2 separate regions of the Homo sapiens genome follow, and region 2 is linked to region 1. A link is a loop called in an ENCODE intact Hi-C map of the cell type or tissue named here. Cell type or tissue: PC-9. All regions are shown on one strand. Links, peaks and the distances in the headings refer to the core of each region. The heading gives the core; the rest is flanking DNA. Region 1 has its middle 73 kb from the start of TMEM17. Region 2 has its middle 45 kb from the start of EHBP1.

What was found. A loop is a pair of places that touch in the nucleus more often than their neighbours do. Peaks named below come from ENCODE experiments on the same cell type or tissue, not always from the same donor. Only the 100,000 strongest peaks of a DNase experiment are listed, where the experiment ranks them.
Region 2: a loop joins it to region 1, with 5 times the contacts of the local background. A loop is called at or near these places in 6 of 110 quality-filtered maps.

The regions. Positions count from the first base shown.
Region 1 is chr2:62,571,354-62,586,408 of GRCh38, reverse strand. No RefSeq gene overlaps it. Among named protein-coding and RNA genes, the nearest start is that of TMEM17, 73 kb to the right of the region's middle. RefSeq lists an enhancer at 7,432-8,631. In PC-9, for the core only: no CTCF peak of the experiment used is centred there; DNase peaks (open chromatin) are centred at 7,358 and 8,188; H3K4me3 peaks cover 594 bases; H3K27ac peaks cover 4,744 bases.
Region 2 is chr2:62,653,079-62,668,815 of GRCh38, reverse strand. No RefSeq gene overlaps it. Among named protein-coding and RNA genes, the nearest start is that of EHBP1, 45 kb to the left of the region's middle. RefSeq lists enhancers at 6,184-6,233, 8,514-8,623, 8,674-8,773. In PC-9, for the core only: no CTCF peak of the experiment used is centred there; a DNase peak (open chromatin) is centred at 7,745; H3K4me3 peaks cover 1,192 bases; H3K27ac peaks cover 3,466 bases.

The DNA.
Region 1 (15,055 bases), core at 3,558-11,557:
AAACCTCTAAAGACTTAAATGTCCCTGTCTGACAGCTTTGAAGAGAGTAGTGGTTCTCCCAGCATGGAGTCTGAGATCTGAGAACAGACAGACTGCCTCCTCAAGTGGGTCCCTACCCCCGAGTAGCCTATCTGGGAGGCACCTCCCAGTAGGGGCTGACTGACACCTCAACAGCTGGGTACCCCTCTGAAACGAAGCTTCCGGAGGAACGATCAGGCAGCAACATTTGCTGTTCAGCAATATTCGCTGTTCTGCAGCCTCTGCTGCTGATACCCAGGCAAATAGGGTCTGGAGTGGACCTCCAGCAAATTCCAACAGACCTGCAGCTGAGGGTCCTGTCTGTTAGAAGGAAAACTAACAAACAGAAAGGACATCCACACCAAAAACCCATCTGTACGTCACCATCATTAAAGACCAAAGGTAGATAAAACCACAAAGATGGGGAAAAAACAGAGCAGAAAAACTGAAAATTCTAAAAATCAGAGCGCCTCTCCTCCTCCAAAGGAATGCAGCTCCTCATCAGCAACGACACAAAGCTGGAAGGAGAATGACTTTGATGAGTTGAGAGAAGAAGGCTTCAGATGATCAAACTTCTCCGAGCTAAAGAAGGATGTTCGAACCCATAGCAAAGAAGTTAAAAACCTTGCAAAAAGATTAAATGAATGGCTAACTAGAATAACCAACGCAGAGAAGTCCTTAAAGGACCTGATGGAGCTGAAAACCATGGCACTAGAACTATGTGACGAATGCACAAGCCTCAGTAGCCGATTCAATCAACTGGAAGAAAGGGTATCAGTGATTGAAGATCAAAAGAACGAAATGAAGTGAAAAGAGAAGTTTAGAGAAAAAAGAATAAAAAGAAATGAACAAAGCCTCCAAGAAATATGGGACTATGTGAAAAGATCAAATCTACGTCTGATTGGTGTACCTGAAAGTGATGGGGAGAATGGAACCAAGTTGGAAAACACTCTGCAGGATATTATCCAGGAGAATTTCCCCAACCTAGAAAGGCAGGCCAACATTCAAATTCAGGAAATACAGAGAATGCCACAAAAATACTCCTCGAGAAGAGCAACTCCAAGACACATAATTGTCAGATTCACCAAAGTTGAAATGAAGGAAAAAATGTTAAGGGCAACCACAGAGAAAGGTTGGGTTACACACAAAGGGAAGCCCATCAGATTAACAGCAGATCTCTTGGCAGAAACTCTACAAGCCAGAAGAGAGTGGGGGCCAATATTCAACATTCTTAAAGAAAGAATTTTCAACCCAGAATTTCATATCCAGCCAAACTAAGCTTCATAAGTGAAGGAGAAATAAAATATTTTACAGACAAGCAAATGCTGAGAGATTTTGTCACCACCAGGCCTGCCCTGCAAGAGCTCCTGAAGGAAGCACTAAACATGGAAAGGAACAACCAGTACCAGCCACTGCAAAAACATGCCAAATTATAAAGACCATCGATGCTAGGAAGAAACTGCATCAACTAACGAGCAAAATAACCAGCTAACATCATAATAACAGGATCAAATTCACACATAACAATATTAACCTTAAATGTAAATGGGCTAAATGTTCCAATTAAAAGACACAGACTGGCAAATTTGATAAAAAGTCAAGATGGCAAATTTGATAAAAAGTCAAGACCCATCAGTATGCTGCATTCAGGAGACCCATCTCACATGCAGAGACACACATAGGCTCAAAATAAAGGGATGGAGGAAGATCTACCAAGCAAATGGAAAAGCAAAAAAGGCAGGGGTTGCAATCCTAGTCTCTGATAAAACAGACTTTAAACCAACAAAGACCAAAAGAGACAAAGAAGGCCATTACATAATGGTAAAGAGATCAATTCAACAAGAAGTGCTAACTATCCTAAATGTATATGCACCCAGTACAGGAGCACGCAGGTTCATAAAGCAAGTCCATAGAGACCTAGAAAGAGACTTAGACTCCCACACAATAATAATGGGAGACTTCAACACCCCACTGTCAACATTAGACAGATCAATGAGACAGAAAGTTAACAAGGATATCCAGGAATTGAACTCAGCTCTGCACCAAGTGGACCTAATAGACATCTACAGAACTCTCCATCCCAAATCAACAGAATATACATTCTTCTCAGCACCACACCACACTTATTCCAAAATTGACCACATAGTTGGAAGTAAAGCACTCCTCAGCAAATGTAAAAGAACACAAATTATAACAAACTGTCTCTCAGACCACAGTGCAATCAAACTAGAACTCAGGATTAAGAAACTCACTCAAAACCACTCAACTACATGGAAACTGAACAACCTGCTCCTGAATGACTGCTGGGTACATAACGAAATGAAGGCAGAAATAAAGATGTTCTTTGAAACCAACGAGAACAAAGACACAACATACCAGAATCTCTGGGACACATTCAAAGCAGTGTGAGGAGGGAAATTTATAGCACTAAATGCCCACAAGAGAAAGCAGGAAAGATCTAAAACTGACACCCTAACATCACAATTAGAAGAACTAGAGAAGCAAGAGCAAACACATTCAAAAGCTAGCAGAAGACAAGAAATAACCAAGATCAGAGCAGAACTGAAGGAAATAGAGACACAAACAACCCTTCCAAAAATCAATGAATCCAGGAGCTGGTTTTTTGAAAAGATCAACAAAATTGATAGACTGCTAGCAAGACCAATAAAGAAGAAAAGACAGAAGAATCAAATAGACGCAATAAAAAATGATAAAGGGGATATCACCACTGATCCCACAGAAATACAAACTACCATCAGAGAATACTATAAACACCTCTACACAAATAAACTAGAAAATCTAGAAGAAATGGATACATTCCTGGACACATATACCCTCCAAAGACTAAGCCAGGAAGAAGTTGAATCTCTGAATAGATCAATGACAGGCTCTGAAATTGAGGCAATAATTAATAGCTTACCAACCAAAAAAAGTCCAGGACAAGACTGATTCACAGCCAAATTCTACCAGAGGTACAAGGAGGAGCTGGTACCATTCCTTCCGAAACTATTCCAATCAATAGAAAAAGAGGGAATCCTCCCTAACTCATTTTATGAGGCCAGCATCATCCTGATACCAAAGCCTAGCAGAGACACAACAAAAAAAAGAGAATTTTAGACCAATATCCCTGATGAACATTGATGCAAAAATCCTCAATAAAATACTGGCAAACCGAATCCAGCAGCACATCAAAAAGCTTATCCACCATGATCAAGTGGGCCTCATCCCTGGGATGCAAGGCTGGTTCAACATATGCAAATCAATAAACATAATCCAGCATATAAACAGAACCAATGATAAAAACCGCATGATTCTCCCAATAGATGCAGAAAAGGCCTTTGACAAAATTCAACAACACTTCATGCTAAAAACGCTCAAATTAGGTATTGATGGGACGTATCTCAAAATAATAAGAGCTATTTATGACAAACCCACAGCCAATATCATACTGAATGGGCAAAAACTGGAAGCATTCCCTTTGAAAACTGGCACAAGACAGGGATGCCCTCTCTCACCACTCCTATTCAACGTAGTGTTGGAAGTTCTGGCCAGGGCAATTAGGCAGGAGAAAGAAATAAAAGGTATTCAATTAGGAAAAGAGGAAGTCAAATTGTCCCTGTTTGCAGATGACATGACTGTATATCTAGAAAATCCCATCGTCTCAGCCCAAAAATCACAAGCATTCTTATACACCAATAATAGACAAACAGAGAGCCAAATCATGAGGGAACTCCCATTCACAATTGCTTCAAAGAGAATAAAATACCTAGGAATCCAACTTACAAGGGATGTGAAGGACCTCTTCAAGGAGAACTACAAATCGCTGCTCAGCAAAATAAAACAGGACACAAACAAATGGAAGAACACTCCATGCTCATGGATAGGAAGAATTAATATCGTGAAAATGGCCATACTGCCCAAGGTAATTTATAGATTCCATGCCATCCCCATCAAGCTACCAATGACTTTCTTCACAGAATTGGAAAAAACTACTTTAAAGTTCATATGGAACCAGAAAAGAGCCCGCATTGCCAAGTCAATCCTAAGCCAAAAGAACAAAGCTGGAGGCATCACGCTACCTGACTTCAAACTATACTATAAGGCTACAGTAACCAAAACCGCATGGTACTGGTACCAAAACAGAGATATAGACCAATGGAACAGAACAGAGCCCTCAGAAATAATACCACACTTCTACAACTATCTGATCTTTGACAAACCTGACAAAAACAAGAAATGGTGAAAGGATTCCTTATTTAACAAGTGGTGCTTGGAAAACTGGCTAGCCATATGTAGAAAGCTGAAACTGGATCCCTTCCTTACACATTATACAAAAATTAATTCAAGATGGATTAAAGACTTACATGTTAGACCTGAAACCATAAAAACCCTAGAAGAAAACCTAGGCAATACCATTCAGGACATAGGCATGGGCAAGGACTTCATGTCTAAAACACCAAAAGCAATGGCAACAAAAGCCAAAATGGACAAATGGGATCTAATTAAACTAAAGAGCTTCTGCACAGTAAAAGAAACTACCATCAGAGTGAACAGGCAACCTACAGAATGGGAGAAAATTTTTGCAACCTACTCATCTGACAAAGGGCTAATATCCAGAATCTACAAAGAACTTAAACAAATTTACAAGAAAAAACCCCGTCAACAAGTGGACGAAGGATATGAACAGACACTTCTCAAAAGAAGACATTTATGTAGCCAAAAGACACATGAAAAAATGCTCATCATCACTGGCCATCAGAGAAATGCAAATCAAAACCACAATGAGATACCATCTCGCACCAGTCAGAATGGCGATCATTAAAAAGTCAGGAAACAACAGGTGCTGGAGAGGATGTGGAGAAATAGGAACACTTTTACACTGTTGGTGGGACTGTCAACTAGTTCAACCATTGTGGAAGATAGTATGGCCATTCCTCAGGGATCTAGAACTAGAAATACCATTTGACCCAGCAATCCCGTTACTGAGTATATACCCAAAGGATTATAAATCATGCTGCTATAAAGACACATGCACACATATATTTATTGCAGCACTATTCACAATAGCAAAGACTTGGAACCAAGCCAAATGTCCAACAATGATAGACTGGATTAAGAAAATGTGGCACATATACACCATGGAATACTATGCAGCCATAAAAAAGGATGAGTTCATGTCCTTTGTAGGGACATGGATGAAGGTGGAAACCATCATTCTCAGCAAACTATCACTATTGCAAGGACAAAAAAACCAAACACCGCATGTTCTCACTCATAGGTGGGAATTGAACAATGAGAACACATGGACACAGGAAGGGGAACATCACACACTGGGGCCTGTTGTGGGGTGGCGGGAGAGGGGAGGGATAGCATTAGGAGATATACCTAACGTTAAATGACGAGTAAATGGGTGCAGCACACCAGCATGGCACATGTATACATATGTAACAAACCTGCACGTTGTGCACATGTACCCTAGAACTTAAATAAAATATATATAAGAAATATAAAAAAATAAAATATCCATGGCCCTATCATTCCTATGGCTTTTGCAATAAGGGGCCATGCAAATGAACTCAAGTGTGACAATTACTGCCAAGCTGGTGTAAACCATATAACTGGTCCTCCAAGGGATAGCGTAGAGAAGGAAGGGCACTCTACATTGAGCAAGATTGCCACAGATGGTTGTGTATGTTGGTGGGGGTCCCTTGTGGTATGGATGGCTGCATATGATGATATAGTGGTTGGAATGGATCAGGTTATCTACAGTAACAAACAGCCCCAGTCTCAGTGGTTCAACACAACGAAAAGTTCACTGTTTGCTCAAGCTAGATGTCCAGCATGAGTAGGCAGGGAGATCCAGGCCGAGCTATTCCATATCAATATACGCCTCTACAATCACCTAAGCAGGGAGAAGAAAGTATGATGAATCATGAAGGGGCTCTTCAAGCCTCTGCCTACCAGTGACACATGTCCCTTCTGTTTCCATTTCATTGGCCAAAGTAAGTCATATCCCCACATCTAATTACAAAGGAGACAGAGGTGTGCAATCTTATATCCAGAAGGAGAAAAGAATGAGACTCTTTGGAAAAACCCTAATGACTACCACAGTAGGGGGGTGTCCATTTGGGAGGACTCCAGTGCCATCTTTGTGTTCTAGTAGCAGCTCTCAACTGAGATCAGGAAAAACGGCTTCCACATTTGTGTGTCTGGTAACCATCCTCACAAGTCAGGTACCTTATTTCCAAAGGTAGGTCTTGTCAATCGTTTTCTAGAGGGAAAAGCAGTAAGTCCTAACTCTTCTAAATAGGTTCACTATAATTTTTGCATGTTTAAAATAAGGTTTTCCCTAAAACCCAGAAACCATTATTGAGAAACAGCATAAATAGTGTAAGATTGATTCTCAGAGGCTCCAGAAATAAAACATGCTTCTATGTAGTGGACACTAACGATTGTCTGAGAAGCCTACCCTTTCTGAGTACTGTCCTTCTCTTCCACATTTGAACCATATGTTAAAAGTGATGGGATCCTGGCAGATATTCTGTTCAACATGATCCTGCCTCTAAGACAGAGCAGATTGGATCAGAGCTGGGCAGGAGTCTGAGCAAGGCTGGGCAAGAGTCTCTTCCCTAGGAATTCAGAGTTTGAACCCATAGAAACAACCTCAGGAAACAAGTAGTTTGGACTAATTGGTCTGGGTTTTCTGCTGATTGGAGATGTGACTGAGATTGTTAGTGCTCACTAACTTCCCAATGCTCATCTCATTTCCCAGTTTTCCTTGCAGTTAGGTTGAGGCCATGTGACTAAGTTCTGGCCAATGGGAAATAGACAGAAGTGATTATGAGATCATTTTAGGCCTAACTGTTGAAAATATTTCTCATCTCTTTTCACTTTCTGTTTCCCTGCCACAGTGACCTCGGAGGCCACGTGTTCCAAATGGTATAGTGATAGGATGGAGAAGTGCTGCTCAGCCCATGGAAAATTGTGACACGAGTTAGGAAGAACATCTTCATGGTTTAGGATTTCTTTTTTTCCTTTGAGACAGAGTCTTACTCCGTCTTACCCAAGCTTGAGTGCAGTGGCATGATCTCAGCTAGCTGCAACCTCTTCTTCCTGGGTTCATGCAATTCTCATGACTCAGCCTCCCAAGTAGCTGAAATTACAGGTATGCTCCACCATGCCTGGCTAATTTTTAGATGGGGTGTCACCATGTTGGCCAGGCTGGTCTCAAACTCTTGATCTCAATTGATCCGCCAGCTTCGGCCTCCCAAAGCGCTGGGATTACAGGTGTGAGCCATCACACCCAGCCAGGATTTATTTCTTATTTCAACATAACCTAGACTATCATGACTAACAAAACAAACACAGGAGTGGCTGTGTTGCACTGAGAAGCAAAGAAAAGTTGATTTACAAAGAGGAATAAAGATGATGTACATGCACAAAGGGGAGCAGAGTTAAGAAAGAGTCCCTGGGTCCTTCTCATTCCTGGTTCCAACCTCATCTTGAGGGCAAACCACATTTCTCTCCTTGGCTTCTATGACTCTCTTGCATCCCTATAAGTCCCTTTCCTATTAAGCCTGTACACAGAGTTTCTGTCCTTTGCAGCCAAAAGAAGTTACAACTAATATTCCTCTTACCTCAGTGCTTCAGTTTATGTTTTACTCATTTTAACACGAAGACAACTACATTAATAGGCATGGGTTCTGGCTTAGATTTCTAATTCCTTCATGCTTTTATTCTGTTCAGGAATGCCAAGAACTACAGCAAAATCTTGTCCAGATGTGATTCCACAGTACAGTCAGCCCTGAAGACACAATTCCAGAATTACAAATTTTGTCTATTTACCCAAAATGTAAGGTGGATAATCTTTTCAGTTTATTGGTTACAAATGACCAGCTGACAAGTTACTCAGCTTCTGCAATTGTGGTGAAATTCTAGAGCTACCAAGAAAGGGTCACTTGTTCAAGAAGAACAAGCTAAGGAATTGATTGGCTCTTCAGAACTTGTGCCAACTTCCTTTCTGCAGGCGGGCTAAATATTGGATACCTTTGAGAGAAGGGAAGCCATCATCTTAGGAAAAAAACCTCTCTCTGCTGTGAACAAGCTGAATGCAATCACAGAAACTGCAGACAAAAGAGCTTTTGATGACAGATATTGCTGATGCCTGGTGCCTTCAAAGGCATTCCAGGAAAGGTGAAGGAATAATTATGATTAACAATAACTCATGTTTCTTCCAGGATGTTACTCATTGAACCAATGGGTCACTTGAGAAATATGTCAGTGAGTCAGCTCACATCCAATTTGGCAAAAAGATCCTGGGCTCCCAAACTCTTTGCATTGAACTGAGTAAACCCAAATGAATACATTCTGGGGGAGAAGTAAAGGAAGGAGAACTGTGGTGGTAAAAGACAGAGTTGGCTCCTTCAGTCTCCACCTCCACAGTCCCACCCCCATATTTAAGTGGAATGAAATTATCAAGGCCAATGAAGAAAGTCTTGAGCATACCTTTAGAAAAGTTAAAGGACTCAGATGAAGGAAAAATACAGAAACACCACCAGGAAACAAGGAGAGTCTAATAACTCACCACACATCTAAAACAACATGAACTTATAAATTTATATTGCAACTTATACAGTAAGAGCATATACCAAAAGCCAGTTAAAATAATAATGGTTACAAATAAAAAGGAGTTTGGACTGGCTGGTCTAAGGTCTTTTATTCAAAATTCCATGATAAAAGGACTATATAGACTGATGTGGCTCAAGGGCCAAATTGGCTGTTGATGAAATTTTTCCTATGATAATGGCATTGAAATTCATTATTTTACTTTTCACTGCCCTTAGAAGAGTTTATTAAAATATAGGTACAATTTAAAGAAGAATTAAAAGCCCAAAACTGGCCAGGCATGGTGGCTCACGGCTGCAATCCCAGCACTTTGGGAGGCCGAGGCGGGTGGACTGCTTGAGCTCAGGAGTTTGAGATCAGCCTGGACAACATGGCAAAACCCTGTCTCTACCAAAAACACACACAAAAAGTTAGCCAAGCATGGTGGTGCATGCCTGTGATCCCAGCTACTTGGAAGGCTGAGGAGGGAGGATCACTTAAGCCCAGAAGGTGGAGGCTGAAGTGAGCTGAGATCACACCACTGCACTCCAAGCTGGGTGACAGAGTGAGACCTCATCAAAAAAACAACAACAAAAAAAAAACAAAAACAAACAAACAAAGAACCCAAAAAACAAAAAACTGTAAAACCCCATACCCACGTACTCACTACCTAACCTAGTTTAAGAATAAAACATTAACGAGTCCCATGCACCTGCCCCCAAAACCTCTCCTCTGTTCACTTCCCACCCATGGTTATCCAGAGGCTAATATTAATTGGCACTTTTTAAAAATTGGCACTTTCACGTTAATCATTCCCTGCTTTATGGTTTCACCACCTATGTTTACATACCTAAACAATATATTCTTTAGTTTTGAAAATTTAGTAGCTGTGTAAAAAAATATCAAAGTTCTATTAGTTGAAACCTCAGGCATGAATGCAACAGAATTTCTCGGCATCAGCTTCTTTAAGCATTTACAGGAGCCCTTTCTGGGGAAGTTAGTGGCCAAGGTCATACACCAGTCCTAGGAAACACAGGGCTCCATGCAGTCTGAGCACCTGGCAATGTTCTCAGGTGAGCCTGGTATTGAAGTCAGGCAGAAATAAAGTCAGAGGGTAGGGGATGCTATTTTCTAACTCACCTCCAGCTCTCAGATGTAGGTTTAAGCACAATCTTTGGTGAGATGCAATGAATGTCCTCAACTGATGCAAGCAGCAGGGTATGGAATAGAGAGCTGGAGCTTTTTCAGCAAAAGGTCATGACACAGTAAGAATCTGGACAAGCTCACTCAAGCATTCTATCCTGGGGTTGAAAAAGAGAGTAAAATAGCAGTGAAAACTTGGCTATGAAGGTCACCAACGTGTCTGTCTCTTGAGTCTCATGCTCCTCTCTGAAACAGTTGCCCTCTGTCTGTTGATAGCTGTCCTGGAATCTCTCTTCACTGTCCTTATGAGGATTCCTTTTGCCTTTCACCTGGGATGGATCATGTACTTATTGTATCCAAGATCAGACCACACAATTTGTGGGGCCCAGTGCAAAATGAAAACCTGGGGTCCCTTGTTAAAAAATTATAAGAATTTCAAGATGACAACAGCAGAGCATTAAACCAAGTATGGGGTCCTTCTATGTGCAGTATCCTGTGTGAGTATATGGGGTGATATCCACAAAGACAGCCCTGTCTATATCTCATGTCTCCCTCTTTCCTAGTTTACTTTTTTTGGTGGAACACATTCCCCAGTAGTTTGAGAAAGGGTGCATGTGAAATAAGTTTTTGAGGCTTAAATGTCTGAAAATGTCATTGTTCTGTCCTCATTCTTGAATGTGAGCCACTTTATTGTTTAACACTGCATTCTGAATATTGCTCCCTGGAATTGTACAATTCGGTAGCCCTGTTTGATTGATGGTTTGGCTGGGTATAAAGTTCTAGCTTTGAAATAATTTTCCTTCAGTATTTTAAAGGTATTGCTCCCTTGTCTTGTTTATAGTACATTGCTGAGAGTCTGAAATTATTTGGATTCTTAACTTTGTGTGACTTGTTTATGCCTTTCTAGAAGCTTACGTAATTTTCTTTTTTCCCCAGAGTTCTAAAAATTTACAACATGCCTTTGTGAGGGTCTGTTTTCATCCATACAGGCCCTTTTGTTCTAGCAATTCATGTTCATCAGTTCTGAGAAATTTTATTGAATTATTTCATTGATAATTTTCTCTGCTCCATTTATGTTTTCTGGAGCTCTTATAATTTGGATAATAAACCTTCTAGAACAGACCTCTCATTTCCTTACCCTTTCTCTCCTCTGTCTACTCTTCGTTCTACTTTTTGAGAAAAATCCTTAACCTTCTACTTTGAGAAAATTTTTAATCTTACATCCTAGTCTTTTAATTTTTTTTAATTTCTAAGAGCTCATTTTGTTCTCTAAATGACCTTTTATATACTATTCTATTCCTATTCTTCTTTCATGTATGCAGCATTTGTCTATTATCTGAGGATATGAGAAATCTTGTTTGTTTTCTTCTCCCTGCGTAGTCTCCATTGCTTCATGTTGCTTTTTTTTTTTTTTGTACTTATTTAGGTCTCTATCTTTTTCACTGGGGACTGTCCTCAGATATCTGGTGTATTAGTCCATTCTTCTGCTGCTATAGGATATAGCCGAGACCGGGTAATTTATAAAGGAAAGAGGATTAATTGACTCACTGTTCCGCAGGGCTGGAAAGGCCTCAGGAAACTTACAATCATGGCGGAAGGAGAAACAAACACAGAGACAGAAAGGAGAAGAATAAATGCCCAGTGAAGTGGGGGAAGCCCCTTATAAAACCATCAGATCTCGTGAGAACTAACACATTATCATGAGAACAGAATGGGAGAAACTGCTCCTGTGATTCAATTATCTCCACCTGGTCCCTTCCACCACACGTGGGGATTATGGGAATTACAATTCAACATAAGATTTGGGTGGGGACACAGCCAAACCATATCATCTAGTAATCCTTGGTTTTCTGCACTAAAAAAGCTGATTAAAAGCACTAGACAAGTGGGCAGGGCTTGTTGACTTTGAACTTAAAGATAATCCAGATGTACAGTTTCTTGGCAGACCCCTGAAGTGAGTGTCTTTGCTTTTTTTTCCCCGCCTTGTTCTGGTCAGATTCCCCAGAGAATTTTCTGATCTCCTGCCTGGTAGATGAGGGCTTGACTGAGAAACAGGTGAAAGAAAAGGGGTGGGGAGTCAGAATATATGAACTCGTTTTTCCCCTCAGTAGGAAGTCCTGCTGTCAGCCATACCTATAAACACAAAAACTCCAGACTTCTGCTGGGACAGGGGAGGAAGTCACCTGGCACCATAAAGAGTAAATAGGCAGCTAGGAATCCAATTGCTTCTCAAGTTGTTTTTTCTTCCTTATTTAAGTCACAGGTATACCTGATGCTGCCAATTACTGAGCTTTTTGAAGATTCTGTGGTTTGAAGCCAGCTTAGGACTCAGCTTTTTTGGCTTGTCCATCTGCTTTCCAGCTTCCAAAATTTTGTTGCTCCTTATCATCTTTCCTATACTGGTATGTTTGTCTTTTGTAAAAATTTATTTAATGTGGTTTTAGTTATGTCAGAAGAAAGTGAAATTAGATACAGTAGTCCTCCCTTATCTGTAGGACATATGTTCCAAGAGCCATGGTGGATGCCTGAAACCAGCAGATAGTATTAAACCCTATATGAACTATATTTTTTCCTATACATACATACCTATGATAAAGTTTAATTTATGTTAGGTAGGAGATTAATAGAAATATCTAAGAATAATTGCAATAATATACTATTATAAAAGTTATGTGAATGTCTCTCTCAAAACATCTTATTGTACTGTAGTCACCCTTCTTTTGATGCTAGATGAAAAAAAGCCTACATGATGAGATGAAGTGAGGTGAGTGATGTAGGCATTGTGATGTAGCATTAGGCTGCTATTGACCTTCTGACAGTAGGAAGGAGAATCATCTGCTTTCAGGTGATTCTAGATCATTAAGTCATGAAGATGTTGATGGTTGGATGTCAGGAGCAGAGGGTGTTGAGGACTAACAGGCAGGTAGCATATATGGCATGGATATGCTGGGCAAACAGATAATTCACATTCCATGCTGGACAGAATGAAATGGCACAAGATTTCATTATGCTGCTCAGAAAGGCATGCAATTTAAAACTTATGATTGTTTATTTCTGGAATGTTCCATTTAATATTTTCAAATTGCGGTTAACTGGGGTAACAAAAACCACAAAAAGCAAAACTGCAGATAAGAGGGGACTACTGTACATACCTTCAATTCACTATCTTAACTGAGAACGCTGTTAACTTTTTTAGACAGCCTTTTTAGAATCAACTGTACCTCTTTTATACTTATTCAAATGTGCTGATGATGAAGTCAGTGCATTGGCATGGCAATGACAGCTAACCTTCAGATCCAGGCATGACTTCTGCTAGGGGCTTAATGTGGGAAACATCTATGAGATTGCCTGCTCAGCACTTCCTCCTCTTCTCCAGAAGCCCCTCAGCATGGCCCACCTCACGGCTGACACGTTCTTACATGATCCTATATTTTGGTCAGAGTTGATTGGTGTAGGACAGCTATTACCCAAGGTGGACATGACTCTCTTCTCTGAGATTCTTGGATATTAACCAAACTGACCATCAGGGGAGTCCCTCCTGGTGGCAAATGCTAAGATGTGCATTCTCCTCCCTTCCTGCCACTCAAATTTTGTTACTGGATCAAGTTTGCCTGCATCACTCTTTATTCAAGATATGTTATCTCTTAAAGGCTTCCTCAGGACCCCCTTTTCCCACATGAGGATAGATACCCAACGTAACCAGTTCATCACATAAATCTAAATTCCAGCTTCTGAGTTTGGATTAAAGTTAGGACATCCTCTCCCACTATATCCATTTTCTCATATCCATACACTCCTTCAAAAAATACTTGACAAAAACAAATTTTGTTTTACCACTATCCCCTTCCAGAGACTTGGCATATGTCAAGGCTAAAGTGACAGAAGGGGACCTTTAATAATGCTACTTAAGCATACATGCAAGGGGATACACTAGACGAGGTTAATCTGGTACTGTGAGATGTCAAACTGCTTTGCTTTCCACCACTGCAGCCTGCAGCGGTAGAAAACCCTTCAAGTCTCATATCTTTGGCATGGAACAGGCTCCACTGAAGAGGGGCATCTCCAGAAGAGGCAAGACCAGAGACCAGAGGGTTTAAGTGGAAGTACCGAGATCCCATCTCCTATATACTGATGAATTATGAGACAGTACATACCCTTTTTAAAGGGGAGGGGCTTAAAAATGTTTTAGTATTAAAATGTGAATTTTACAAGTAATTAAAATTTTCCCCTCAGGGAACTCTTGGCAGAATAAAAAAGGTATTGACTTTGGCTCCAAAGGGTTTTGAGGTCCAGATTCAAATACTGTGACTTGGGGCAGGTTATTTGATCTCTTTTGCCTCCATTTCTTCATATGTGAAATAGGGATTGAAGATACAGAGATGAAAAACGATACTGTACAATGTGCCTGGCATGTGGTTGAACCCTATAAATATACATTCTTCCCCATTTTCCTAATCTGCTAGTGAAAGCAATAAGATAATAGAGTTTGTTCTGTACAGCAAATACGTATTCCCAGGAATGTTAAAGCAGGACACATCAGCAAAGGCAAAGATGACCTATTACAGGCCTCGGGGATCTTTGAGAAGGGTACTCCTTACAGATTTATATTTGAAAAGGGAAAAGTAGCTGAGAACCCCCATATTTGTCAGGCATGGTGGAAAGAGGTTGTTTTGTTTTGTTTTGAGACGGAGTCTCGCCATGTAGCCTGGGCTGGAGTGCAGTGGCCTGATCTCGGCTCACTGCAACCTCTGCCTCCTGGGTTCAAGCGATTCTCCTGCCTCAGCCTCCTGAGTAGTTGGGATTACAGGCGCCCACCATCATGCCCAGCTAATTTTTTGTATTTTTAGTAGAGACGGGGTTTCACCATATTGGCCAGGCTGGTCTCCAACTACTGACCTCAGGTGATCTGCCCGCCTTAGCCTCCCAAAGTGCTAGGATTACAAGCATGACCCACCACACCCCACCAGAAAGAGGTTTAAATGAACTTTTTTTTTTGGTGGGGGGATGGGCATGTTTATTTTAACTATCAAGTCCCTGATCTCAATGCATTTGAAATAGAACTCACACATAATATTCATATTAATTTATTAACATTTTTGAGTCACTGGTCCTTTTGACACTCGCCCCAGAAAAATGCGTGTGTGTATATGTACTTACACAACCACACTTTACAAAAAGTACTTTGATTTCGCCGCATCTCCCCTTCCTTCGCACCCCCACACCACCTGCCGCCAAGTAAAGAGACTGGCTAGAGCCGCTGGGCTCCGCGAAGGCTAAATTCTGGAGATGG
Region 2 (15,737 bases), core at 4,693-12,692, 81 kb before region 1:
CTGACCTCAAGTGATCTGCCCACCTCAGCCTCCCAAAGTGCTAGGATTATAGGCATGAGCCACCACACCTGGCCATAACCTTACAATATCATCAACACGCTTTCTAGATTAGGCTTAGGGAGCAATCACACAGTTTGGCTTTCTTGAACTACTATAATAATAAATGCAGTAGATTCTTACTATTCATAATAGTTATGTTCTATAAAGTCACTGACAACACTGATTAGCAAATAGTGAGCCAACACCCCTAGGGAATATAGAGGAGTAGATTCCTGCAAGCCTCTTGTCACATTTTTGTTAACCAATCAATACATAATTATGTTTTATGTGTGTTTCTGTTTAAAGATGCCTTGTTTACTTTAATATATATTGTTGATTAACATTGAACTCATGGCCAACAACACTGTAACTCATGCCTGAACAAAGCTTATCTAACACATATTTTCTCTGTAAGGTGATTTTTGTGCTTAGGAACACTAGATAGCACTTTAGCACTACACTTGGGGTCCATCTTAAAAAGCAAAATCGGCTGGGCTCAGTGGCTTACGCCTGTAATCCCAGCACTTCGGGAGGCCGAGGTGGGTGGATCACTTGAGGTCAGGAGTTCGAAACCAGCCTGGCCAACATGGTGAAACCCCATCTCTACTGAAAATACAAAAATTAGCCAGGCGTGGTGGCACACACTTGTAATCTCAGCTACTCGGGAGGCTGAGGCAGGAGAATCACTTGAACCTGGGAGGCAGAGGTTGTAGTGAGCCAAGACTGTGCCACTGCACTCCAGTCTGGGAAACAGAGCAAGAGTCCATTTCAAAAAAAAAGAATCAAAACTATCAAGAAAAACACAAATGTGAAAAACATGGCATTAAATAGACTGCAAAAAGGACACTTGTTTACAGTATGAGAGCTGGAACAAGAATGCACAGCATCACCTTGTTTAACCTCAGCTGGGGATGTGTATGTCAGATGACTAAAATTTTTCACTGCTCTGTGCATGTCCATGAATGACAATGAAAGCACCATGAGTGTTCATTTTGGGGTTACAAATAACTTTTTTTTTTTTTCTGAGACAGAGTCTCGCTCTGTCATCCAGGCTGGAGTGCAGTGGCGCACGATCTCCGCTCACTGCAACCTTCGCCTCCCGGGTTCACACCATTCTCCTGCCTCAGCCTCCTGAGCAGCTAGGACTACAGGTGCCCACCACCATGCCCAGCTAATATTTTTTGTGTGTTTTTAGTAGAGATGGGGTTTCACCTTCTTAGCCTGGATGGTCTCGATCTCCTGACCTCGTGATCCACCCCCTACTCGGCCTCCCACAGTGCTGGGATTACAGGCGTGAGCCACCACGCCTGGCCCACAAATAACTTTTAGTGTGTAGGCAAATCCCTAAATATGAAATCCATGAATAATAGGAATCTATTGTAGCTTCAACACCTACCACGTGGCTTTGAGCTAGGTGCTTTACAAATACATATCTTGCCAAGTTTACCAACTTTTCATTCTTCAATGAGTGAGATGACATAGAGTTAATATGGTGAGCATATCCTTAAATGCATAGGCTATCACCATTGAAAAAAATAGGACTTTCTAGTAAGATTAGTGTCACACAATATTTATTTATTTATTTATTGAGATGGAGTCTGGCTCTGTCGCCCAGGCTGGAGTGCAATGGCACAATCTCAGCTCACTGCAACCTCCGCCTCCTGGGTTCAAGCGATTCTTGTGCCTCAGCCTCCTGAATAGTTAGATTACAGGTGCCTGCAGCCATGTCCATCTAATTTTTGTATTTTTAGTAGAGACAGGGTTTTGCCATGTTGGCCAGTCTCGTCTTGATCTCCTGACCTCAGGTGATTTGCCCGCCTTGGCCTCCCAAAGTACTAGTGCTGGGATTACAGGGGTGAGCCACTGCACCCGGCCTCATACAATATTTATATTAAGCTTATGCATGCATTAGTGGGGTTGAAACTTGTAATAGGCTAGGCTTCTGCTCCTTTGGGAAAGTTCTGAGCTCTTGTAGAAAACTAAGAACACATTGCACACTCAGCAACAGAGCTATTGACTGATTATGCTTAAAGACCCTCAGATTGTGTACTAAGGTCTGAAGAGAATCTTCCTTATAGGAAAACATGCTTGGCAGTTAAGAGCACAATCACCCAGCTTCTGAATATTCCCAGGCAGCATCACTGGAGCCCAAAACAGTCAAGTAAACAAATTCAAAGAGACAAATATGTCTTTAAGGACACTGACTCGTTGAATGGGAAGCCAAATTGTCAGCAAGTTTTAGACAAATAGACTAAATGTTTTTGTCCCCTCAAAATTCATATGTTAAATCCTAATGCCCAGTGTGATGGCATTTAGAGATAAGGCCTTTGGGAGGTTATTAGGTCATGACACTGGAGCTGTCATAAATGAGATTAGCGCTCTTATAACAGAGGCTCCAGAGAGCACCCTCACCACCTTCTGCTATGTAAGAACACAACAAAGCTGTCTATGAACCAGACACTGAATCTGGTGGTGCCTTGATCTTGGGCTTCCTAGCCTCCAGAGCTGTGAAAAATACAATTTCATTGTTTATAAGCCACCCAATCAATAGTATTCTCTTATAGCAGCCTGAACGGACTAAGACACCAACCAAATACCTGCAAAATGAGGATCTTGTCCAATTATCTATGTGCACACAGTCTTCCTATCTGCAGCTTGCTTTCCATTCAGGTCAGTCTGGACTCTGTTCCAAATTATGTGGTGCGCATTCCTTCTCCTCATCTTTATTCTTGCCAGAATGCCATCCTCTTCTTCAGCCAAATTATCTTTGACTAGCAAGACTCAATTCAGTCCCACATCTTCCATTAACCTCTCCTGGATCTCCTCCGCCACCCATAACTTCCTTGGATCATCCAAAATCTGGCTCACTTGTCACTTCATCTGTAAAAGGGAAGTAATAACACATGCCTCTCAGGACTTTTGTGGGACAGCGTGTGAATGTGCATACCTCAGGGCCTGGCACAAAGTGGATGCTCAATGTTAGTGATATGGATTTAGAATTATGTTTTTCATTTTGGTTCATAGGCATTAACCTTTTATTTCCCCTTCATAGGCAAATGTTATGAAGAAAACGTACATTGTGAAAGACAAGGCAATAGCAAGAAAAAGCATGCATGGGGCAGTGATTTCCAAATTTTGAATTTTATAGGCCAGTGCAAGAATTTTGGAAACTGACATCAGGTTGCTTAATACTTCCTTTTTGCCCAAAATCTTCCTAGTAACTCTTTAGACTTATATCATTTTGTTAACAAAAATAAATAAATTGTAAAAGCAAAAAGGTAGGAAGGACACAGTATCAGAAGTTTATATTCTGAAAATGAATACATTCAGTATCAGGAAAAACTCACCTTACTCTTCCACTTATCTGTTTTTTCATTCATTAGCCAAATATTTATTAAGTGATAGGCACCAGAAATTTTTCTAGGTGGTAAACATGACAGGGAAGGTCCCTGTATTCAGGGAGCTTGCTTTCTTTCTTTCTTTCTTTCTTTCTTTCTTTCTTTCTTTCTTTCTTTCTTTCTTTCTTTCTCTCTCTCTCTCTCTCTCTCTCTCTCTCTCTCTCTCTCTCTCTCTCTCTCTCTCTTTCTTTCTTTCTTTCTTTCTTTTGTATCAGAAAACAGGTCATGGAAACCTCATAACCAACCAGTGTCAACCCAGTCACTGGCCCATGCACAGGCATCTGGAAGCTATGGCATGACTACTTAGACACTGATAAGAAGGTCCAGTCCCTGCTTCTAAGCTCTGAAGGAGGAAGCAGGAAGCTGTCACAACATGCAGAGACTGTGAGTGTAGAGGCAGATGAGCAAAAGCAGCAACCCTGCCCAAGCATCTTCTCCCTCGGGCCAGTGAGCGTGTGCTGGGCTGAGGACAAGCCCTCAGGCCATTACTCTTTGTGAGTACAACCCCTATCTATATAAATAGAAAATTATCATTTTTCTAGAAGTTATCATTTTTCACCATGAAGGACAACAACATATAATTTAGTCCAAAGAATCCCAAAATACAGGGCACAAGTGATGTGAAACAGTTGTCAAAGTGTGGAGATAAGTCTTAAGAAAAGACAGAGGGGAATGAGATAGTCTCAGCCTGACTATATTGGGAGTTCCTCAGTTTGTTTCTCACCAGGATTCCAAAGAAAATAGCTGGATGTTGTGAAATATGAGCTTTCAAAAGTGCTATAGAAAACTTTTAGCACTGTTCAAAGCTGGGAGCACTCAGCCAATAAAAATAAGATACTTGCTCTTATTCTGAAATCCCAAATTAAACAAACTAAGGTCAGAGTAACAACTGTGTTTCACTCTAGCATGCCTCAGTGAGAAACTGGAGGAGACAGCCCTGGGACTGAAAAGCCCCCTGTACCACCTTGAACTGTTAGATTCAATAAGATGACATTGTATTTATATTGTGCTTTCTTTCTAAAAGTCACAATCAAGGGAATGTAGCACCTAACATAAACCATCAGAACTTGTCACAATACCTTCCATATGTAATATACTGAGAGTCTCACATGACAGTCTCCAGTATCCTAGCCTAAGATTTGTAAAATGGAACAAAAACACATTCTCTATTCCAGAGAAACTCTTCAGAGCTCAAATATGTGTTTAGGAGAGAGAGAGAGAGAGAGAGAGAGAGAAGAGAGAAAGAGAGAAAGAGAGACAGAGAGAGAGAGAGAGAGAGAGAGAAGAGAGAAGAGAGAGAGATGTAAAAACCCAATGACATTTTCCAGGGCCTCAGTTTCTAGAACTTTTTCTTGCAGCATTGCACTGCAGAGGAAGAAGGAGGCAAAGTTTGTGAGTGTCAGCTTCCTGAACACTTTGACAATAAGAGCAAAAAGAAAATGATCAAGAAACTATAAGCAGAAGGTTCCTCCTCATCACAGCATTTCAGGAATAAAAAGAAAAAGATTTACTAAAATTAGCCACAGTGTTAAACCCTAAAGCAGAAAGCTTTAAATAAGGCAAATGGTCTAAATGCAGAGCTTCAGGCAACTTTATCAACTTCATGTTATACATCATAGCTAGCAAATTAATTATTCCCAGATGTTGGGATGAAGAATGCTGCTGAATTGTTTTGCTTCTCCAACTTTTCAGTATAAACACACACTCACAGGGTTACATTCCCTTTTTTGGCTCCCAACATGCAAGTAATTATACACTGTGCAGGATAATGTTGGATGAGCTCTCAAATGAATACCAAGCAAGTTCTGGGTTCTGTCAGCCTTTTGGATACCATGTCCACAAGCATTTTTTTCTGACAGTCTTTAGTAACAACTTGTAAACAAACTGTTTCTAGTTAAAAAAAATATTCAACAGCAGTACAACCTCATTTATAAATTATTCCAAACTCCTTTAGAGCTGGAGAGGGATAAATTCACCTTAAATATAGTGCAGCTCCTTTTTGCATCAAGAACAGTTTTTCTACAATCCTTGTGAGCAGGGCTCATAATTCATAATAGTTTTTATATTTTTACATTCCTTATGTTTTGCCAACATGTAAACAAAGAGAAGAAAAAAGCAGGTTATGAATCAAGTGTGAATTGAGAATGTGTTTAGGATTAAACACAGATTCTATGACCATGGCCAGAATGAAGAGAGTAAAGGGTCATATTTTCTAATCCAGCTCCAAAGTTTCATAGGACAAATTTCTGCTGTCAGGTGAGTCATGGAGGGATTTTTTAGGGGGCTACCTGAGGCCTTCACACTTCTTGGAATAAACAAACCTGATGAATTTGTCCTGGGTCGTCATATAATGAGGCACAGGTGTGTGTGTAAAATATAGAAGTGGGGGAGATAAAGACAACACAGGGAAAAACTTAGAAATGGTTAAAGAAAAAAAACACATTTTTTGCAGAAGGGAGAAGTTCTGTAGTTCTGCCAACTGCAACACAAATGACAGGAAAAGTTCAAGGAAAGTTGATATCTAAAAAGAAATAAATAAAAGGAAATTCAATGAGAAACAATATTCAGGTCAGGTCAAAGCCTAGAGAAAAATGCGCATTCAGAAGTGGGCTGCCATCCTGCTTTTTCTGAAGTGAACAGCTGCTGGGTATTGAAACCAGCCCTCACGGTTGGGTCCCTGCCACCATGGCAACACTCTGGTTTCTGAGCTGGAGTGGCCAAGGCACAATGGGGTGGTTCCATGGCCCAGAAGCACTCTAGCTACAGATTAGGTAGGTTGTGTGTGTGTTTTTTCCTTTGTGTATATTTGGGGGACTTTGATTCCTGGGTTTGTGTTCGGCTATTGGAAACTTTTCTAACCTATCATAAGCCCTGACCTAAGCAGCAAATTTTCATGCAAATAGCAGCATGGAAAGGAAGAACTGAGGTGTTCAACAGGCAAATAATGTATTTCCAGTCTCTTTTAAATGATTTCTTACAAATCTCTAGCAGGTTCTGGGCATTTGTAACTGGTCCCTTGCATTGTACCTTTAGGATGTTTTTTAAAATAGTGCTTAGCTTGCTTTTTATATTTTTAGTTTATAATAACACATGATCCTAAAAGGAAAAGCTATCATAATCTTGTAAACTGAAAAAGTTAGCGAATAAAGACTTTGATATTAAAAATATAGCCTATAGCTTATATATTATATATGCAGAGCTCCAATAATTAGCACATTCAACTGTTGAATTCACCATCACGGTTTCATTAGTATTGCAAGCTAAAAATTTTATCTACTAGTTAAGTATAAAGAAAATTCCAAAATAATAACCTCATAATGTAGCATAGTAAGTGATAGCATAGACTTTAGAGCCAAACTGCTTGAGTTCCAATCCTGGCATTTATTAGCTGTGTAATTTTGGGCAAGTTACTTAAACTGTCTATGACTTTATTTCCCCTCTATAGAATGATGACAAGAGTAATACCTTCCTAGTGAAGATGACTGTGAGTATTAAGTGAATTTATATTTGTAAAGTGCTTAAAATAGTGTTTGGTTAGTATCATGTAAGTGCTTAAAAATAAATAAGTAAATACATAAATAATTTAAAATTATTTTTTAAATAATTTAAACCTTTTTTGATAGTGGGAAATGCCACCTTTGGAATTCAGGACAGCACAGTATATTTCTATATCTATATTCCCACTCAGAAAATGTTAAACTTCTTATTTACATCTAAGACTTGTAACTCACTTGGAGTCATGCAAGGCTCCTTGAATTGATAAAGCAGCTTGTTTGTGAATTTAGCCAATTTGTAAGTGAGCAAGGGGGAGGGCTTTGAGAAATATATACTAGATCTTCTGATTCATTTAGATCCTTCAAATGCTTAAGTGTTCATTACAAGCACAAGGCACAGTGCTTGCTAAACTGAGCAAGCACAAGATGCCACCCCATGCTGAGATACCCATCGCTGTACTCTCCTAGCAGTAGCCAAGCAGTCTCAGCCTCCGAGGGATGGAAAGCCCAGCACTTTTTCACCTCCGTAACAGGTTGGGTTGTATCATTTCTAGCATGGCTTGTTCAAGGGCTTTCCATTTCATCCTAGATTTCCACTGGTACTGAAGAGCCCACTCATGTGCTCAGATGCACAATTTTCATGGTATCCATTCATATTAGGCCATGCCATTTCTTACAAAGTGTGGAAATGCATTATCTTCTGTTGTGGGGCTGCCTGAAACTGGCTCTGCTACACAATCCTGTTCTTCTGTTTACACGTCACTAGTTGAGTATGTGAAGACATTTTGTGGTTAGGTGTCAATGGTTGCAAAATGCTTTCACAAATCTTGTTAGGATATTTGGGTGCATTCCAAACAAATATGCTATTCCACTACCCAGAGGATCTATAACTTTTTGGAATCCAGTCTAGCTGGAGCTAAGAGGTTAACATTTTAGCCATTGTTTTCAAATTGAGTCACATATGTTCAGTTCTAAGAACAAGGATTAGAAGTCATTCTGGGACCTCAAAGAAAATCAACATCTATCTCAGTTTGCAAAATGGCAAAATTCTATTTGTATGTAATGAGGGTGTTTCCCCCTTTACAATTATTCAAAATGGGGTCACGTAAGCAAGGAAAAGTGAGTACATCTAAGCATAGGGCTGAGTGCTGAAAGGACAAAGACTGAAATTAGTAGGTCACCTCAGAGTTTAACATATATCCTGTTTTCTAAGAAAACAAATGTACTATCAGATCCAGTAAAACTTTCTGTGGAAAATATTTTGGAAGCCAGAAGCAAAATTAGAGAAAGGCAGTATTCCATAGTTAAAGGAAACAGAAGCTGCCACCTAGAAGAAACTCAGACCCACTGAAGCTATAATGGTTTGAGAAGACACAGAATTGAGCAAATTGACTTTACTGTTCCAGGAGGTTTAAATAGAAATCTTTAAAAAGCTGTCTCCTTTTTCTACATTTTACTCCAAGGATTGAAAAGGCCTTAAACAAGAATGTTGGCTCTAGTATTTAGCTATACTTAAAGCAGACGGGAAATTAGGAAGTGTACCTGGGCTTCAGTTTCACTTTGGACACTTGTCAATGTCTGAAAGGTTACTTTCCCTTTTTGAGATATTAATAACCATGGTGGTGGCAGCAGCAGCTATTAGCAGTAATAGCAGTAGAATTAGTGATAGAAGCAGAAGCAGCAGTGGTAGCAGCAATGATACAAAGAGCCGTGGTAGTAGCAGCAGTAGTACTAGTAGCAATAGCAGTAGTAGCAGTAGAAGTAGTAATAGCAGCAGGAGCAGCAGCAGCAGCAGCAATAGTAGCAAAGCAGCGATAGTTGTAGCCATAGTAGCAGCAATAGCAGCAGTTTCCATTTATTGAGCAGTCTATCCTCAGACACTTGAATAGGAACTATATAAAGACTGTTTCATTTAAACCCATGATGACCTTTCAGAGTAGGTATTAATACCCACATTTAACTACCGAGGAAGCAGGACCAGAGAGGTTGTGTAATTTGTTCACTTAGTTGGAAAGTGGAAAATCTGGATTTTGAATCTGGATTGATTGGATTACAGAGCCTTGCACTGCTTTTGGGAAACAGATGTGGTATCAAGCAGGGTTTCTCAGACATGAATGTACTTATAGGAATCATGTAGAGACCTTATAAAAATGGAGATTCTGATGCAATTGGTCTGGTGGGATGCCCAAGACCCTGCATTTCTCACAAGCTCCTAGGTGGTGCTACCGGTCCAAGCACACTTTGACCAGCAAAGGGATAGTGGAAAGAAAGTATGCTTTCCAGTCACAATCTGTGACCTCAGTTTACTCATCTATAGAAGAAAGGGGTGTAATAAGATAATTTTAAAGGTACATTCCAGGCCTAAAATCCCAGTATGCAGGGTGTAATAAGGTATTAAGAAACCAGATCACACAGGAATGACTGTTAGCCGCATGAATTTTTAAACTGGTTTCAGTTGAGATGCTGGCTGTGATTTATGTATCTTCCTGAAGCATCACTGACAGGTGGGGATCAGCCACCCTCACTCAAATTACATTATTGTTAAGCTTTAGGCTGAACTAAAATCTTACTGAAAGAGTTCAAAGCACTTCTTTCCATAAGCATCTTTAAAGATTATGAATGTAAAAATAGTTTCTTATGAGAAGCTTAGATGGCAGGATTTTTCTTTTTAATAACAGAGATGAGAAGTCTCCAAAACCATAATGGTAGCACAATCCATAAAAATATGTTAATGCCTCATTTTAAAGTCTCACAGAAATTGAGGTTTTCTGAGTTAACAAAATAGACTTCATCACAGATGGTCTGAATGATAAAAGGAACCAGTACACTAGTGTAGCAAGACTAAAAACACCGCTCTTAGCTGAGCACGCTGAAAGCCTTTAAGGAAATCTTTCTACAAATAGCATTGTTAAGTGTTGAAGTAAAAATGGTGTTGATTGGCAAGGGCACTTCAAATGCTTTAGGCAAAGCTCAGGGCCATAGGTGTACAATTTTACAAGAAATTATTTCCAATTAAAATAATATTAAGACACATTTTCTCATCATCTTATGCCTAACACAAGACATTGACACCAAAGAAAGTAGTTTTTGCTCTCTTCCAAGAGCTACAGTCCAGATCACTAAGAGAGATGCCATGAGTTTCTTTTTTTTTTTTTTTTTTTTTTTTTTTTTAACTCAAACAAGGGCAGGGGTTGGAGTAGAGCATAGTCGAGAGTCTATGAGTCTCTGAAAAAGGATTTCCTAATGGTGAGGAGTGTTAGAAACCGGAATTGGAATCCTTTGATAGGGCTTTAGAAATCACATAAAAATACACATCCACTCAGAATGGCCTAAATATATTTGTCTGAAGCAATCTAGTCAGGAAATATTTGCTGTCACAATATGCTTTTTATGGTCTGCAAGGGTGGCCCATATTTATTTAGCCAACTCTCAATTATCTATGGAGTGATAGTCAAACTTTTTGAGACATGGAGCTACTTTTTTATAAATAATTTCTTATGAAGAACCCCAAAATGTGAAATAGATTAAAAACAGAGCTACTCCATTTAAACTTTGGGAAGAAGATTCCCCTTAGACTCCACTGTAGACAACATTGGTTGCGTTCCAGCCATTAACTGCTGCTTAACACACCACCCCAGAACTTAGCGGCTAAAAGCAACACTTTATTATCTCTCTTGGTCCTGTTGGTTGACTAGGCCTAGCCAGGAAGTTCCTGCTTGGGGTCTTTCATGCAGTAACAGTCATGATGCCATCTGAAGGCTTTGTTGGGCTGGATGTCCAAGATGGCCTCTTCATTCCCTTGTCCAGCACTTCAGGTATCCTTGGATTCTTTCTGTCTCCATGTGGCATCTCATCCTCCAGGGCCTTTTAGTGTGGTTTGTGATTCTCACAGCATGGTGATCTCTGGGTAGTCACATTTCTTACACAGCAGCTGTCTTCTAAGAGACAGGAATTGAAACTGCCAGGCCAATTCATGGCTATGCACAGAACCTGTACACCACAACTTCCATTGTATTCTGTTGTCAAAGAAAGCATGGGGCCTTCCAGGTTCAAGGGGGTGGAGAAATAGCCACCTCTTGATGGAAGGTAGCAGTGCCACATTACAGAAGAACATGTGGGATGGGAGATATTGTTGCAGCCATGCTTGGAAAATGCCATCTGCCACAGTTGAAAAGCACTATGGTAATAAGGATCTGAAATAGTGTGGAGAATCAAAATTTACAAACAATCATAGGGTCTTCTTAAAAATCCCGTCCTTATTAGAGATTTTAATTATAATCATGTACAAAATTAAAAGTAGTGTTTGGTTTTATTTATTTTCTCTATTAGCAGAGATATTAATGTTATATCCTATTGGGCAAAATGTTATGAGCTGCTATTTATTGGGGGAAGGGAGGCAATGTGAAAAAGGGAAATAGGGACATCAACGGTGTTGAAAGACAGTCAGTCCTCCTACTCCCTATTTTCTATATCAGAGAACACAACTGGTACAGACACAATGTGACCCCAGAACATTCAGGTTAGAGAGACAGATAGAAAGAAAGCTGCTGCAACATGTAACCATTCCTGCCAATCAATAAAGCAGGCAGCTGGCATTTTGCAGAGCATTTTGAAAGAAAGCAAAGCCTTCTGTAGAAAGCAACCAGCAAAAACTTAAAGACTGCACTTTGAAGAACCCATAAACAAAACCTATAAACCTGCCATTGGAACTAAAGTCCTGGGCTGGGCACAGTGGCTCATCCCTGTAATCCCCACACTTTGGGAGGCTGAGGCAGGAGGATCCCTTCAGGCCAAGAGTTCGAGACCAGCCTGGGCAATACAGCAAGACCCTGTCTCTTTTTATAAAAGAGAAAAAATAAAAAGAAGTGAAGGCCTCAAAAAGAGAAGTGGAATACTAGCACAGAGAGCTGGGACAAGAGGATTTCTAAAACCTACAAGAACAAGAACAGTTCTTAGGCCATACTAATTAGGGGCTTTCTCTAGTTCCTTAGTAAGGAAAGGACAAAGACTGCGGAATACACAATAAATAATATATTAAATACAAAACACCCTTTACTACATTTAACTGTATATGAGAAAATATGTAAGTATTAAACTCTCATTTCGGAAAGAAGACTTAGTTGTTCTCAACAAATCCATTGGTTGTCTTCATAAATTCCAAAATTAAAAGACTCTAAAATTTCATAGGTACCTGAGCTGAATGCACACTCACTATTATGGTCAAGATTCTTGTGCCCAGAATGGACAAAATCCTTCAGAATTCTTCCTTCCCAAGTTTTATTTATGTCTGGATGTGCCACATGTTACATTACCATATCCATGAGGATGATGGAAAAAGAGTCCAGAATAGTCTGAGACTTAGTTTTGGCTCTATGAATTACCCTCTGTAGCTCCAGCTGGAAGAACTAGTTTGAACACATCTGGAGGCCAAGTATGGATTAGAGAAGCAGGTTTAATATTTTTTCTTACCAAGGGAAATTAGCTACTGGAAATTGCTCAAATTATTACTGTCACAATCTTCTGCTACCAGGGTAAGATTTTCAGAGAATTGTTCTCAAGGAGATGAAGTCTGATCAGTCTTGATGAGATTACTTTGTACGGATGGCCTTATTCTAAGATTTTAAAAACAACTGTGGGCATGAAATATCATGGATGATTGTAGATTTGTGTGTATGGGGAACAGGAAGGTTGGTGGGGAGGGAATCAGTTGTCAGAGTGAAGAAGAAGAAGGAAGGAAGGAAGAAGGAAGAAGGAAGAAGGGAAAAATAATCTCTATGAGTCCTTTTTTTTTTTAAGTTTCTTGTTTGTAGAAGTTTTATACATAAAACTTATTTTTTGGATCTGATACTGCTCTTCTACGACCACAGTTTATTGCTACATGGTTCTTTGTGATCAGTCAGTCTTCTGCTCCCTCTCCAGTCTCATTTTTCTCATGAAACTCCACATCACCAAGCCACGCTGAAGGTATATGGAATGACATTCATGTTTTTGAATATGCCATACTCTTTCACAACTCTGTGTCTTTGCGCCTTGAATACCTTTTCTTTCTTTGGCCATCAAGCAAACATCAACTCTACTAATAAGATTACTTAAAAGTAATCTACTTTTAAGAGTTGACTCAAATATTACCTCCACTATGAAGCCTTTCTTTACCTTGAAACTTATCCCTACCCCTTACCAGGGACAATTGACCAATCCCTCCTTTGTAATTCCTTTTATTTTTAGCATATTTCTATAGTGATACTGCCACATTTAATTGCTTTTTTTTTTTTTTTAAGAGATGAGATCTTGTTCTGTCACCCAGGCTAGAGTGCTGGAGTCCAGTGGTACAATCATAGCTCCACCACCACACCTAGCTAATTTTTAAAAATTTTCTAGAGATGAGGTTTCAATACGTTGCCCACGCTTGTCTCAAACTCCTGGTCTCAACTGACTCTCCCACAGCAGCCTCCGGGAGTGTTGGGATTATAGGCGTGAGCCACTGCACTCACCTACCTGGCACTTCTTTTTATTTAAGTGTCTGCTTCCCCCTACCAAGTAGCAAGCATCCTCAGAGCAGCTCCATGGATTCTTTTAAAGATCTGGGACTTCAGCTTTTCATTCAATTTTGTAATAGTTCTCAGCTTCTTCCAATAAATTCCACTTTTGTGCTCAAGTTAGCTGAAGTCACTTTCTATTATACATAACCACAGAACCCTAACTGTTACAGTAATTTCCTGAAACTGAACCAATTGTTTGAATGGAAGGGACTCAGGAAGCTCAGAGCACAAAAAAAGGAGACCCTAAGAGTAAGAAATTGGCAAAGTTTGTCCAGCACTTTTCAGAGGAGAGTGTGCTCAGCTTCTGGGAACTCACTCAGTCTGGTAACTGAAGAAGTCTCTTGTGGGTCAAGGATAATTCTACATACCTCATCATGGCCTGGACGATATTCTTAAGATCATTCTCCACTTTTTTCTCTGACTCCGTGTTTCCCACCCAAACTTACAATCATAAATTCAATTCTCCGGGTATTATGAGATCAGGAAAGAAGCAGCTTTAGTAATTGGAAAGAAGTATCCTCCATTTTAAGTGAATAACATCTGTAAGTGAATAACATTATACAGCAACTTCTTGAAAGTTTCGACAGCAGCTCAAGTCAGTTGTCTCAGTCTGAAAAGAGTCAGAGCCCTAGCAATGGTGAGTTTCTCAGTCTGCAAGACTGGCCTGAGGTGACCTCACCAAGGTGGTGCCACCCTTTGGGGTTTACCAGGAATGCCACAGTTTGTCCAGATTATACTATTCTTCCATGCCATGCCTCATTTCACCACAATACTCATAAAACCTTAGCGGTGAATAAGTCTTCAAGGTCCACATTCCTTGCTATATGAGGGTTAGACAGTAAGTTAAACTGAATTCCAATCATTGCCTAAAATTAGGAAGTTGAGCGAGCAAGGTTTAGTTTTACCTTCATATGATAAAAGGTTTTAAGAAAATTGATGATGTAAGGCAGTTCTCTCCTTCTCTGTTTTTTTTTTTTCTGTGACAATACAAGAACAGTGTTGGCATGAGCAACACAGACCCATGTGCATTTCCTGACTCCATCTCTGTAACCCACCCCTGCCTTTTCTCTTAAGAAGCACATGGAAATGCAAACGTGTGACTGTGATATTATTGTGATAACCTTAAATGTTCTCGGATTTATTGTTAAAAGTGAATCACTTGCGAACTTTGATACTTCTACTATGATTGGTATGAAGTTGCTTGCAACATATCGGTGTGTCCTGTTGAGACCTGCAGATGTAAATATTGAAGGAAGAATGTTTGAGCTAATTATTACCTAAGTTGTTTATAAGAATTTTCTGGTGTTTGTGGAATTAACCTACCAATTTCACTCTTTCTTGTCAGTTTCAGTAGGAGGAACAGAAACCCAATCTGCTATTACTGAGAACTTGAATTGGAGTCCATACTGGAAACCAATAAATCACTTCCATTATCAAGAACTTGTTCATTTGTCTTGGTCCCTCCTCGTAGATTTGGGCTGACCTTTCTAATCAAGTTAAATAAACAATGTTTTGCTGAATACTAAAAGACTGGAGAAAGCCCAAGTCAATTGACAGTGATGCCCTTTTCATTCTAAGATTATTGATTTAGATTCCTCAACTCCACAGAACTCCATCCCTGGCTGCAGGTTGAATACTATGGATGCCAGGGAATGCCTTACTTAGGCCACCTGGGGACTTATTTAGTACTTGACTTATAATTTTTAAATTATTATCATTATACTTTAAGTTTTAGGATGCATGTGCACAATGTGCAGGTTTGTTACATATGTATACATGTGCCATGTTGGTGTGCTGCACCCATTAACTCATCATTTAGCATTAGGTAAACCTCCTAATGCTATCCCTCCCCGCTCCCCCCACCCCACAACAGTCCCCAGTGTGTAATGTTCCCCTTCCTGTGTCCATGTGTTCTCATTGTTCAATTACCACCCATGAGTGAGAACATGCGGTGTTTGGTTTTTTGTCCTTGCGATAGTTTGCTGACAATGATGGTTTCCAGCTTCATCCATGTCCCTTCAAAGGACATGAACTCATCCTTTTTTATGGCCACATAGTATCCCATGGTATTTATGTGCCACATTTTCTTAATCCAGTCTATCATTGTTGGACATTTGGCTTGGTTCCAAGTCTTTGCTATTGTGAATAGTGCCACAATAAACATACGTGTGCATGTGTCTTTATAGTAGCATGATTTATAATCCTTTGGGTATATACCCAGTAATGGGATGGCTGGGTCAAATGGTATTTCTAGTTCTAGATCCCTG